Linked DNA regions of Homo sapiens: region 2 is linked to region 1. Evidence: chromatin contacts called from ENCODE Hi-C or POLR2A ChIA-PET data. All regions are on one chromosome and are shown on one strand. Each heading gives the region's core, a stretch centred on a gene start or an enhancer-like site at or near the end of the contact. The rest is flanking DNA. Distances are from core to core; before and after follow the strand shown.

What was found. A loop is a pair of places that touch in the nucleus more often than their neighbours do. ChIA-PET counts read pairs that join two places held with the same protein, here RNA polymerase II (POLR2A). Pooled maps may share reads with other maps.
Region 2: a map of Caco-2 shows a loop between it and region 1 (8-fold over the local background). The contact joins two enhancer-like sites. A Hi-C loop is called at or near these places in 10 of 168 maps with a recorded cell type or tissue (Caco-2, K562, PC-3 and 7 more), 5 of 37 single-sample maps with no recorded cell type and 17 of 50 pooled maps. POLR2A ChIA-PET finds 5 or more read pairs at or near these places in 2 of 52 experiments (H1 and Panc1).

Annotation. Positions count from the first base shown.
Region 1 is chr11:9,987,533-9,994,377 of GRCh38, forward strand. SBF2 (SET binding factor 2) reads right to left here. Exons shown (of 40, transcript NM_030962.4): 10 at 6,389-6,466; 11 at 5,458-5,571; 12 at 4,883-5,011; 13 at 1,965-2,063. Among named protein-coding and RNA genes, the nearest start is that of LINC02709, 230 kb to the left of the region's middle. Within about 2 kb of position 3,144, at least 2 of the 41 ENCODE cell types and tissues checked have a DNase peak (open chromatin) inside an H3K27ac peak, as active enhancers do; they include Panc1, where a contact is called at or near this core.
Region 2 is chr11:10,320,744-10,327,588 of GRCh38, forward strand. The region is part of intron 1 of CAND1.11 (a long non-coding RNA gene); the gene reads left to right. Among named protein-coding and RNA genes, the nearest start is that of CAND1.11, 16 kb to the left of the region's middle. Within about 2 kb of position 2,353, at least 20 of the 41 ENCODE cell types and tissues checked have a DNase peak (open chromatin) inside an H3K27ac peak, as active enhancers do; they include Panc1, where a contact is called at or near this core.

The DNA.
Region 1 (6,845 bases), core at 1,894-4,393:
TAGAAAGCTCCTAGAACTGATAAAAGAATTCAGCAAAGTTTCCGGATCTGAGATTAATGTACACAAATCAGAAGCTCTTCAATAAACCAACAGCGACCAAGCAGAGAACCAAATCAAGAACTCAACCCCTTTACAATAGCTGCAAAAAAGTTAAAATCCTTAGTAATATATTTAACAAAGGAGTCCAAAGACCGCTACATGGAAAACTACAAAACACTGCTGAAAAAAATCACAGACAATGCAAACAAATGGAAACACATCCCATGCTCATGGATGGGTAGAACCAGTATTGTGAAAATGACCATACCACTGAAAGCAATCTACAAATTCAATGCAATCCTCATCGGAATACCATCATCATTCTTCACAGAATTAGAAAAAACAATTCTAAAATTCATATGGAACTAAAAAAGAGCCCGCATAGCCAAAGCAAGACTAAGCAAAAAGAACAAATTTAGAGGCATCACACTACCTGATTTCAAACTATACTATAAGGCCATAGTCACCAAAACAGCATGGTACTGGTATAAAAACATAGACCAATGGAACAGAATAGAGAACCCAGAAATAGACCTAAATACTTACAGCCAACTGATCTTTGACAAAGCAAACAAAAACATAAAGTGGGGAAAGGACATCCTTTTCAACAAATGGTGCTGGGATAATTGGTTAGCCACATGTAGGAGAATGAAACTGGATCCTCATCTCTCACCTTATACAAAAATCAACTCAATATGGATTAAGGACTTAAAACCTAGGACCTGAAACTATAAGAATTCTAGAACATTGGAAAAACCCTTCTAGACATTGGCTTAGGCAAGGATTTCATGACCAAGAACCCAAAAGCAAATGCAATAAAAACAAAGATGAATAACTGGGACCTAATTAATGAGCTTTTGCACAGCAAAAGGAACAGTCAGCAGAGTAAACAGACAACCCACAGAGTGGGAGAAAATCTTCACAATCTATATACATCTGACAAAAGACGACTATCCAGAATCTACAACAAACTCAAACAAATCAGTAAGAAAAAAACAATCCCATCCAAAAGTGGGCTAAGGACACGAATAGACAATTCTCAAAAGAAGGTATACAAATAGCCAATAAACATATGAAAAAATGCTCAACATCACTAATGATCAGGGAAATGCAGATCAAAGCCACAGCGCGATACCATCTTACTTCTGCAAGAATGGCCATAATCAAAAGATAAAAAAACAGTAGATGTTGGAGTGGATGTGGTAACAGGGAACACTTCTACACTGCTGTTGGGAATGTAAACTAGTACAGCTACTATGGAAAATGATGTGGAGATTCCTTAAAGAACTAAAAGTAGAATTACCATTTGATCCAGCAATCACACTACGGGGTTTCACCCAGAGGAAAAGAAGTCATTCTTCGAAAAAGATACTTGCACATGCATGTTTACAGCAGCACAATTCACAATTGCAAAATCACGGAAGTAACCCAAATGCCCATCAATGAGTGGATAAAGAAACTGTGCCAAATATATATATATATATACATATGCATACATACACATACACACACACACGTACACGATGGAATACTGTGCAGCCATGAAAAGGAATGAATTAACAGCATTTGCAGTAACCTGGATGAGATAGGAGACTATTATTCTAAGTGATGTAACTCAGGGATGGAAAACCAAACATTGTATGTTCTCACTGATACGTGGGAGCTAAGCTATGAGGACGCAAAGACATAAGAATGATACAATAAATTTTGGGGACTTGGGGTGAAGAGTGGGAGGGAGGCGAGGGATAAAAGACTACAAATATGGTGCAGTATATACTGCTTGGGTGATGAGTGCACCAAAATCTCACAAATCAACACTAAAGAGCTCACTCACGTAACCACGTAACACCCGTACCCCAATAACTTACGGAAAAATAAATAAATAAATAAAATTAATGACTGTCTAAATAAATATACTTACTTACATTTTTGAATAGTTGCTCAGCAAGTTCCCTGACATGCTTTATCATCTTCACTGGGTTATTTTCTTCAACTTTAATTCTCTCTACTTCAAAGGCTACCAACTAGGAAAAAGAATCAAATGGCAAAACATCAATTCCAAAATATGCCAAATTCAAAAACTGTGATAATTTCATACAATTTGCAAGCCAAAAAAATCCAACATATACATTATTTTTAAAACAAAATATTTCAGGTTTTGGGGTTTCACCTCCATTCTGGGGTTACAGGGTCAATCAAACCCTTGAATTGTCTAGTGGTTCCTCCCTGAGGATTTAGGGCCCTATTTCTTCTAGGGAAAAGTCATTTCTGGAACTCAGAGAGACCCTGTCATTCCACAGGCCTCAGTCAGAGAAATTCAGACAGTCAGAAAGTGTCTAAACATTTCCTTAACTCACAAAACATGAACCAAATGTTCAAGTCAGGATGCTCAGACTCTAGTCCTAGCTCTGCTGACAGTGTGTGATCTGGGACAAGGCACTTAAACTCCTAAGCTTCAGTTTTCTCATCTCTAAAATAAGATGGAAGAACAAGATGACCCTTAGACTCCTTCTAGTTCTCAAACTATCTCTTTATTAACTAATTTACTGGGAGAACTGTGTGAGTCTGTATACTTAGGGGTAAAGAAAAGAAGGCTGACAGAAAAAAAAAATTGTGGGGGGGTAAATAGATGGATGACAAAAATAAAAAGGTACAATACAGGATTCTTCTAGGAACTAATAGACTCACTGCATAGGCATATAAAACTATGGCTTACCTATTCTAGGCTAGGATAAAGAAAGACTGTCAAGGGCAAACATTCTTTTCATTCTAAGACATCTATCTGATGGAAGTGTGAGGACAAGGCCATGCACAATGCAAGCTGCCTCTCAAAGCCCCCATAACACCCCATTGTGGTAGGCTGCCTCAGGCTAAGTGAAAACAAGGATCACTTTCCCAGGAGCAAATGCTATTTTTCTACCAAAGCATTCCCATGCAAACGGCCAAAGAGGGTAGAATGAGAAATTATTTAGTTCTGATGGCTCATTTTTCTTAGGCTCTTGACTGATACATACATATGATTAGCTGGCAGTCAAGTAACATAAGTAAGACACCCAAAGTCACCACTGTAGGCCAAACAGAGAACTGGATGAACACTAAGGGGTGACTCAGTAGGAACCTTGGACAGAGTCCTTGCCTTATCATTGTTTCCAATCTAGACTATATTTGTACAAACAATAAATAAATAAAAAATAAGTTACCATATAAAGTTAGAGACAAAATGAAGCCTAACGCAGTCGAGTGGCTCTCAGAGTCAACGACTTTGGGAGAGTTTGGAAGAGATGGTGAGATAAGAGCAGAGTATGAAGAACAGAGGAGGGCACTCCAAGCAAGGGAAAGACCTACAAAAATAGAGGCTGTGGCAAGCAAGTTTTCTGCAAGTAACTAATCTCACTTTTTAGTTGTGATGAAGCTGTCAGAGGAAGATAAATTTGAATAGAAAAGAAAGAGTATATAAACCAATGTTACTATTCATAAAGCTTCAAAGACTAACAAAATGTAGGTGCTAGAAAAGACCTTGGAGAGCATCTATTTTAATCCCATAAAATATTATGTTATGAATTACTTAGTACAGAATCTAAAGGCTGATATGTTAGTAGAATCAATAACCAATCATATTAGATGGTAATATTAGAGAATCAATGACCAATAATTGATTAGAAAAACTTGTCCACCTCAGGATGTTTCCTAAATCTTCATATGCTTTGTGTTTTTAATTAAAGCATCTGATGCAGTAAACATATTCTACACAGAACTAAAATATGTGCCTCTTCTTTAAAAATTCTTACCTGTGAATACTTCACTATCTTTACAAAAAATAAAAGATCCTTCTCCTCTGAACCAAAGATATTTAAGACCTTGATTCCTACCTTCTCTATATAAAAGAAAATCACCAGAAGCAAAACATGATCACTGCCACGATTCTCCAATATCTTGGGTTCTAGGAGTGTTGTTCTTTTATAGATTTCAAGAAACTTTTTACATTTTTGGTTCTAATATAGTACTCTTTCAAAAATTGAAATGAGAATAATATTCTTGTTCTATCCACCAGAGTGGGCTGCTGTGAATATAGAGTTAAATGATAAAAGGAAAGATGCTTTTAAAAAAGAGCACAATAAATGCAAAACAGCATCCTTATTTTGAGTCACATCTGCCCTATTTCTCCCTTTATATGGCTAATTCCTTGAAGATAGAGACAAAAATTTGTCTTCCATATATTTAATGTCTCCTAAGACAGGTAGAGAAATGTTGATAATTGATTAGTGAGAATGCCACAAACTTAAACTATGGCTCTATGATTTTGATAGACTAAATGTAACTCCAGTTTGAAGTAATTTCAGCTATCTTAGCTTCAAATTAGACCTTTCTCCCTAAAACACTGACAAAAGAATTACTGTATTAGGGCCTTTAAAAATAAGACTTCTATTTATACAATCACTATTAAATTTTCAAAAATATTTTAAACAACCATTTTTTAAAATGTAATATTTTAAAATATGAGTAGCTTTTGGAGTATGAGTGGTTTTCGGTTACATGGATGAATTACATAGTGGCGAATTCTGAGATTTTAGTGCACTCATCACCTGAGTAGTATACATTGTTCAATTATTTAAAATTCAGTTGTTCAAAAATTATATGTATTTCCAAGGCATCTTATAATTTTTTGTAATTTTTATAATCCACATTAAAATATCGAGATTTGATAAGCATAATAAATAACATTGGGATTATTTAATACCTAATTTATATTTGACTATATAAATATGGAAAATGTTACTTTTTACTTTTAACTACTAGTCTAATTATGTCTATAAATAATGCCTTCATTTAATAAGAGCTATACCTCATCAAAGAGATCACAAGATCTATAAGGAGGACCTCTTTCTGAAACAAAACCTGCAAATGCCATTCCACTGAGTACTTTAGTGAGGAAATCATTCTCGACCAAACCACGCTGCCCCAAGAATGCTGTCTGTGAAAAAAGAAAATGTGAAATAATAATTTATCACTTGGTAACGGACAAATGGTCAAAACAGAAATACAATAAAAAGATCAAAGCCTATATAAATCCCTTCATGTATAAATATATGCTGTCATAAAATATATTTCTCTCAAAGAGAGTTATTCTGAAATACTACATATATTGAAAAGAATAAAAATGAATCTGTCTACATGTCAGGAGAAGAAATCAGAAATTAACATTCAATTTTAAAAGAAAAATTGATTTAAAGTTAACATATTCTAAGATATTATGAGTTCCATATTATTATTAAGAACTGATATCTAACCACACAGAGATTTTAAATAATCACATTTGATAAATCAAGGTCAAAATAAATGGCTCGGAAAAAAAACCAAGTAGTTTTATTAAATTAGAATATATTTTTTGGACAGATACAATATAGTACTCTATCTTACCTTGTGGAAATGTATTACTGGCTCTGCATGAATTCTTATAAGTTGCAGGCAGGATCTATATCCTTGGAAGAGTTGTGCAAATAATCTAAGGAAAACGGCTCGCACCTCTTTATCCTAAAAATATAAGAAGAAATGTTAGGTAATTTAACTTTTTAAAAACAAATGAAATATCAAGTCAAAAAGGTGAAAAGGGCATATATTCCAAGTCCTTTGATTTTTATATCCACCAAAACAATTACAGTCACAACCAAACATAAGAAGAAAAAACTCTCAAGATTGTATTTAATCCAGCTTTTATTGGAATCACAGTTTAGAACTGTAAGGAAACTTACAGATTCTGTTAGTCAATGCCTTACTTAATTGATCAGGAAATGAAGGTCAAGAATGCTTAAGTATATGTGTTCAGCTCCCTGAGGTTCCTTATTGGCTACAAAGCCCACTGCTAAGAAATGCACTGAGCAAAATAAAAAAGGGGCCTCTGTTATATACGTAACCTTTTATGGCTTCTAATTGAAACTATTTTCATCCACAGACTCTTCAAACTTGATTCTCTCCTATAACCAACATTCTTTATATCCATTCTTGTAAGCATCTCTTTTGTTTTGAATCCTTGTGTGGCCATTTCAATTTGATGCTTGGCACAGTTTTCCAGGCTATAATCTAGGCTCTGATTTTCTGTCCTACACTTAACTCATGCCTCCTCAGGGCAACAGTCTTAGCCCTAGTGGCCTCTTGCCCAGTGAACTTCCCTGTGGCTCCTCCTTGAGCAGGACATAAGGACAGTCAGCGGCAAGTATCCTAATTTCTAATTTGGGGCACTTTTTACTCTGCTGTCCATCTAACTCTAACTTCACTTAGCTTCTTTAACAACCCTATAAATAAAAATACAGCTCTCTTTAACAGCATTAAATTTAAATATTAAACTTCTTACCAGCATTTTTGAGTGGGATAAAGCTGTTCGTGGAGGAGGAAAAGCATGATCTGCTACTTCCAAATCTGGGTGTAAAATCTAAAGCAAAAAAGTTTTGTTATGTAAAATATCATAATATCAATGAAATCTATTATTGAGACATTAAGATGAAAATGTCAGCATATGAATTATAATATATTCCCTCCATGAATACAATTCAATTAGCTGGGGTAGTTCTATATGTACTATTGTAGAAAGATCTCCAAGACAAAATATTCAGTTGAAACATGTTCGGCCGGGCGCGGTGGCTCACGCCTGTAATCCCAGCACTTTGGGAGGCTGAGGCAGGCAGATCACGAGGTCAGGAGATCGAGACCATCCTGGCTAACACGGTGAAACCCCATCTCTACTAAAAATACAAAAAAATTAGCCGGGCGTGGTGGTGGGCGCCTGTAGTCCCAGCTACTTGGGAGGCTGA
Region 2 (6,845 bases), core at 1,103-3,602, 330 kb after region 1:
AAGATTCTTCCTCTATGACTCTAGCCTTCTGAGGTCTTATATTCAGGGAGAAATGAACATTGAAAAGCGGGAGAAATTAAACCACCTTTCTGACTAGTTCCTTGGGAGACCCAAGCTGTGCTTCATCAGTACTTTCAGTTCCAAAGCGTATAGGATCAAGTCAGTTCCAGAGAGCAGGGTTTGGATGAGGAGGCCTGGGTGGATAGTACCGGTTAACTCCATAGCTGCAAAAACAATTCTTTCTTCACAGTAATACAATGATAGCAAAGGGGACATTTGACCTTTTCAAGATTTTTAAAATGCAAAATACAAGGTATGCACATAATCTTGTTTACTGACTGATCCTTTAAAAAATCTGGCATATTAATAATTCCACTTAAAATACTGAAGATGGGAGCCAGAAGGAAACTTGTTCTTTCTATACAATGACTGAGAAGGGAATTCTAATGAATATTTTGGCACACATATCTCATTTTCTGGCTGCTTTAGGACCCAAGAGCCAGTAGGTCATAATTAAAGCCAATAATGGCAACTCCAGACAGCCCAAATATTTTCCTGGTGCTGTCAATTCACTGCATTAAATGTTTTAACATCATTTTTTGGGGAGTGTAGAACATACGCACAGAGGGGGAATTAAATGTTGATGTGAAATTTGGAACATTTGCTGCAGGTTGCTCCAAAAGATATTGTTTATTACATTCAAAGGAATTATACAATGTTTTCCTTATTAGATAATCTTAAATGACCCTTTCTGGGCTGAGAGCTGTGAAGTGTGTCCTTAAGTTGTCAGAACAAAATCATATTTTCTGCAGAAAAAGAAAACAAAAAACATGTTTGGGGCTGAGGCTGCATGTCATGTAAATAAATGAACGTCTTCTACCTCCACTGGATCTTCAGGAATGTTCTCTTTGGTCACCAGGAGTTGTGTTGCTACAGAGTTAAAGCTACTCACTTTTCTGTCAACTCTACTTCCAAAAAGAAAACCCACAAATATATGTTTGCAAAATCTGTTTGGGATCCTGGAGACAAGGTCCTTAACTTTATCTTTTTCCTGAACAAGTTTCATACTTAAAAAAAATAATAACAATTAAAATTCCTCCAGCCCTACCCCCACCTTCTTCCATCCTTCCATTTCTACTTTAAATGATAAGAAAGTTTCCTCTTGGATGGAAATTAAACATCTCAGCCTGGGTGAGGCAGCTCAGGCCTGTAATCCCAGCATTTTGGTAGGCTGAGGCAGGAGCCTTGCTTGAGGTCAAGGGTTCAAGACCAGCCTGGGCAACATAAGGAAATCCTCCTTCTCTAATCTAAGGGGAAAAAAAAAAAAGTATCTCAGTCTAAGGTGTGTCTGAGAGAGTTCTGAATCACCATTTTGGGATGGAACAAACTGACCAGTCACTTCTTTTTTTTTTTTGAGACGGAATCTCGCTCTGTCACCCAGGCTGGAGTGCAGTGGCGCAATCTCGGCTCACTGCAAGCTCCGCCTCCCGGGTTCACGCCATTCTCCTGCCTCAGCCTCCTGAGTAGCTGGGACTACAGGCGCCTGCCACCACGCCCAGCTAATTTTTTGTATTTTTAGTAGAGACAGGGTTTCACCATGTTAGCCAGGATGGTCTTGATCTCCTTACCTCGTGATCTGCCTGCCTCGGCCTCCCAAAGTGCTGGGATTACAGGCGTGAGCCACTGCTCCCGGCTGACCAGTCACTTCTTAAAGGCAAAACTGGATTTGCTCTGCAAAACAATTCAGCAAAAACTTGGGTTCCAACTCTGGTGCTACACTGTGACAATGGAAACTTTCCAGCTACAACTTGGAAGTTGGGAGCCAAGCACAATACTAAGTCAAGGAAGGTATTTGAGGCCAAAGCAGACAGTGGTCTTGGCACTGCCTGCTCCTGAGCCCAAGCTGCAGCAGCTGTGGGGTGGTGATGCAGCTTTCAGAGATCTCTAAATCTCTAAGTACACCAGAAACCAGATTTTATTAACTCCCCTTTTCCACTTTTTTTTGCCCCTACATTTCTGCCATGGATTATATCATAATAGATGGTGAAAATGCTGTGAGGTGTATACTCAATTCCTAGGCATTCTTCCACTTAATCATACTCAGTTTTCTTTGAGGGCCTCCACATTGTAAATGAGCAACACCTTGATACTGGGAAAATGAATATGAAACTCAGGGCCACAGCCTCTGTGATCTGGTCATTCTGGGGCAGTCATTTTCCTACTTGGCCTACAGAACCAGGCAGGTCTCTGGCCTGGGGGTGGCGGGTGATGTTGTATTCTCTTGTCAAAGTGCACAGAGCCCACTCTGAGAAGATGCTATACTCTTCACGTTACAAGACGGCAATATGCCCGTTTCTGGGCCAATTGGCTGACTCAGAGATGAGGAGATTATTCCGTGACACTTTGTTTTCATTCCAGTCCAAAGGGCAAAAAAAAAAAAAAAAAATGTAAAACTCTGCTGCCACCTGCTGTTTCTTTAGGAATAAATTCTTGAAACGGTTCTAGGTTGATTGTATATTGGTTATCTTAGCCAAGTGCCTTGGTGGTGAATTTGGGGGATTTTGGAATATAAGTTTATGTAGTTGTGTACCAACTGGACTGTCATTTCCTAGGATGAACTGTTGGACCACATGGGTGGCTTCTCTCTTTCAGTCCATTAAGTCCTGCCTCCCTCATCCCTTGCTGAGACTCAAGGGCAGACTCCTTGATCCCAGACAACTTTCCAAGGGAGTTCACGCAAGGCTCTGACCAGTGAGGCTCCAGAGCAAAACCCAGGAGGCTTATAGGTTTAAGTGTCTTTTCTTTATGGGCCAATGATGTCTGAAAACTGTAGCAGTAGGTAAATTCCCCAAGCACAGACTATTCTCTGCTGGGTGTCAGTGGGTGGTATTGGAAGTGCCTCTCAGAAGTGCTCTTCTCAGCTTGAGGTTCATTTGTGATGAGGTTCATTTGTGGTGTCTCCAGATGTTTTATCTTTGTCTTCCTTGAGGAAACTGAGGCAGATTAAGGAAGACGAGTGTCCAGGAAAGTAAAGGCTAGCTCCATTTGAATCACACCCAGGTGAGAATACTTGAGCTCAGGTTAGATGATGAGAGGGATGAGGAAAACAGTGGCTCCTCGGAGCTCAAATAAAGAGCACTGGAGCATTAATATAGTCATAAGCTTAGATGGGCTTGATAAAGCCCTTAGTCATCTTATTGGAGGCATCCAGAGGACAGAGGCTGCCTTGCCTTGACTATATTAGTGGCTTGTTGCTGCTCCAAATCAGAAAGTGGGATTTTCCTTTTTGCCTTCTTTGGGAAGATCCATTTGTATGTAAATGAGTTCTTTTTGATTGCAGTCATTGTTGTAGCTGAGAATTCTTTCAACCAAGATCTTTTTCTTGGCAGAGATTACTGAGTCTATTAAGTGTGTTTTCATATAATTCTAAGTGACTTTTTAGATGGACACAGAAAGAAGTGTTAAGGAAATGACCCTTGGTCTTTTCTCCTATCAAAGAGAAAAGGCATTTGAGTGGTATCGATAAGCATTGAAGGTAACTGATGGCTTATCACTGTGTCTGGCATTATAGCTGGCACATTTATTGACTGAATGGTCAAACTTATCACCCGTTGTTCTTCCCAGAAGGTTCGTGAGACCTGTTGGGGAGGGACGGGGATAGAAAGGAACAGAAGGAAGAGTCTCAGAGTTAATCAGGTGGAAAGTCTGTAAGTGGAGTGAACCATGGGAGCTAGAATGCTATGGTAGGACCAAAATTAATACTGTATATGTCAAAATAAATGTGTATTACTTATAAAGTATATACAGTTCCTAAAAATTATCAAACAAGGTTATTATGTACAACATTTCTCCCTTCTGTGTCTCATTCCCTAAATATTATGATTGTTAACATATTGCACAAGCTTGACCATGTTTATGCTTCATGTATTTTCTTGTTTATGTCCCCGTTGTTCTCCCTCAGTATTTTGTAAAGGCTTTGGAAAAGTTCCAGCCTATCTCAGCTATGTGAAGAAGAGTTCAGGGAAGGAGTTTGTATAACACTAAAGAAATGTCAGTATCTCCTCACAGGTAGGGGCTGACATGATGCCACGGCAATGGGAAATGAAGTGGGAAACCCGAAGCAGGAAGGAAAACTCAGGAGAACTGGGTTGGGATAGTGGTTTCAGCTTCTCCTCGCCTCCTAAAGAGTCTCTTGATAGTTCTCAGGCCTTGAAGGTTCTGCCTGCCCCCAGGTTCCCCACCCCAGGAAAATAAGCAACTTCTCAGGAGAATAATGAGGTTGGTGTTTACCTTTGTGCTTCATTTGAGTAGCATGAGAGCACCCCATTCCTCACATCTGTTCATTCTTCTCCCCTTAGAAATCTTGTCTCAGCTGAAAGGTCAGAGCTAGAAGCCCCAATCTGCTTCTAGCTCTGACCTTCTGGCTTTGTCAGGAATCCCTATGAATTTGTGCTGTTGATTTTCTTTGAACTAAATACAGAAATGTGTCTGCACTCTGGGATAGAGAAGAGAGTATAGTAATTGCCAGGAGAACTGAAGATGACCTTAAGGCAGGCCAGGTGACTGGTAAACCATACCCTTCACAAGGCTACCAGAGCTCTAGCCTGACCAATATTATTTTGAAAGGGAATACATTAGAATCCCTGGTGACTAGATGAACATGGCCATCACTATTTCTACAAACCTGTCTTCTGATGAACATATACTCCTGCTGGATGGTGTCAAGACATGCTTGTTTCTTGAGTGGTTTAGATACCAGTTATTGCCCCTCCTGTTATGCCTGGTAACTAGGATGCTGTCAAGAAAATACAGCAGGACTTCATTGAGCTTAAAAAGAGCGTTTCAAAAATATTGCATTAGCCTTTTGTCCTTTCAGTCTGTTTTTCATAGAACAAATGTAATCTTAGTCGCTACAAATTTGTTTAAAATAGCTCTTCTGGTGAGTCACCTAAAGTTAACTGCAGATATGGTATTGTTTTAGCCATGTCAAGCTTGAAATGTTATCCAAGTCCTAGGAACTACTCACTATGGGAAGCTGATGATGTATGTGCCCTCACACGTGTTTTGAGGGTGATCCTATAATGTCCGGAGAGAAAGAAATGCCTGAGATGAACTGGTCAGCATTACATTTCTCAGAACGGGCTGCAAGAGCTTCAGAAGCAAAAGGAGTGTTCTCTGTAGGCTCAGATGCTCACATGACCCAAGACACGTGAAGGGTCTGCCCATCATTCACCCCTCTATCCCCACAAGTGGTCAGAAAGTTAGGAAAATCTCCAAGAGACCATGCAGAAGGGTCAAAGGATCTTGCAGATGTTCTGAGCAAAAAAATGAAAACTTTAAACAGAACATTGTGCCATGACTTGAAAAGGTCATTATCTAGTTCACACTTACATCAGACTATAAATATTGTCAGAAAAATGGATATGTTTGCCAGGACCATGAACAGTAAAATTGCTTAAAATAGGCCACAGAAACCCTCAAGGCCAGTGGGGCCATGGCAGGCCATGACACTCAAACCTGATGCTGCCTTGTGAGAGACCTCAGCAGGAACAAAAGCCAACAGCTGCTTATTGGAAAATTTATACTCAGTGGCCCTCAAAAATTGCAAAAGCCTTTCAAGTCATGTAAGTTAATTTTGTCTCACTCTTCCACCAGGTAGAAGTGAGACAGGGAGACTCATGCTCCTTAAATGAGGTCCCTTGTCAAAGACTAGCTGTCTTATGGCCTTTGAATACTCTGCCCTTCCCCCTTCCTATGGTATAGCTTTGTGTCCAGTTAGCACTGAGCAGAAGCTGCTCTCCTGCTGTCCCCACCCACTGTTGGCTAAAGCCAGGTCACCTCCTGCCAGGCAGCGGCTGGGTGAAAGTCCAGAGAAGCTCTCCTGAATAAACAAGTCAAACAAAGGCAGTTCCCAGCAGTGGATGGGGCTGTACTCCAGAAGTCTATTTGCAAATCTGTCCTTTAGAACTCGGAAGACATTCCCCAGGAGGAGCAATGTTATGCAGTGTGGCAAGGTTCCCAGGCTAGCCCACACCTCTGATTTAACCCAGAATGGGCTGGGGAAACAGTGCTCTAGAACTCATCATTATGGGTAATACCTTTGTAGTCTCTGCTCTTCAGTTTACAAATAGTTGCTGAGCTAGGCATGGTTCCAGGTGATGTGAAGGTTCAAAGCTGCCTCAGCTTTGTGGAGTAGGTAGATTCAGTAGCTCCTGGGTGCACAGTGGCTGAGATTTTCCCAGTCTCATGAAATCCCTGCTTCTCTTTCCTATCTACATGTTTTAGGCTGAAAGTGAAGGGATGACCATTCCGGCTTTTCTTTGGTTTGTTTCTTCAAGATAACCTGGTGTAGGGAAGGGTGAGAGTCCTGGCTCTATCATTACACACAGCAGCATCTCCAAGCTTCAGTTTCTCCTCTGAAAAATAGGATAATATGTAGCTAAGAGAGCCTTGGAGTTGCCTCCCCAGCCCTTGTTCTTCTCTTGGTAACTACCATGACTTTTGTTAGGGTATCCACATCTCCCCCAATAGACCACTCCACTCCTGAAGACTCAGGCCTAGTGCAATTCCATTTTAAGGCCACTATTACAGGACCCAGTGATGGGTGCTGGCCTAATTCAGGCCAGTGAGCTTGCATAAGTTTATTGGCTTATTTCCAGAAAAACAAATTTCCTTTTTCCTGCTAGATAAGAATGGGACACATATGTGGTCTCACTAGCAATTCAGGCCAATGAGTTTGCATAAGTTTACTGGCTTATTTCCAGAAAAACAAGTTCCCTTTCTCCTGCTAGATAAAAGTGGGAGACATATGCAGTCTCAGCAGCAATAGAAAGCCACTCTGAGAC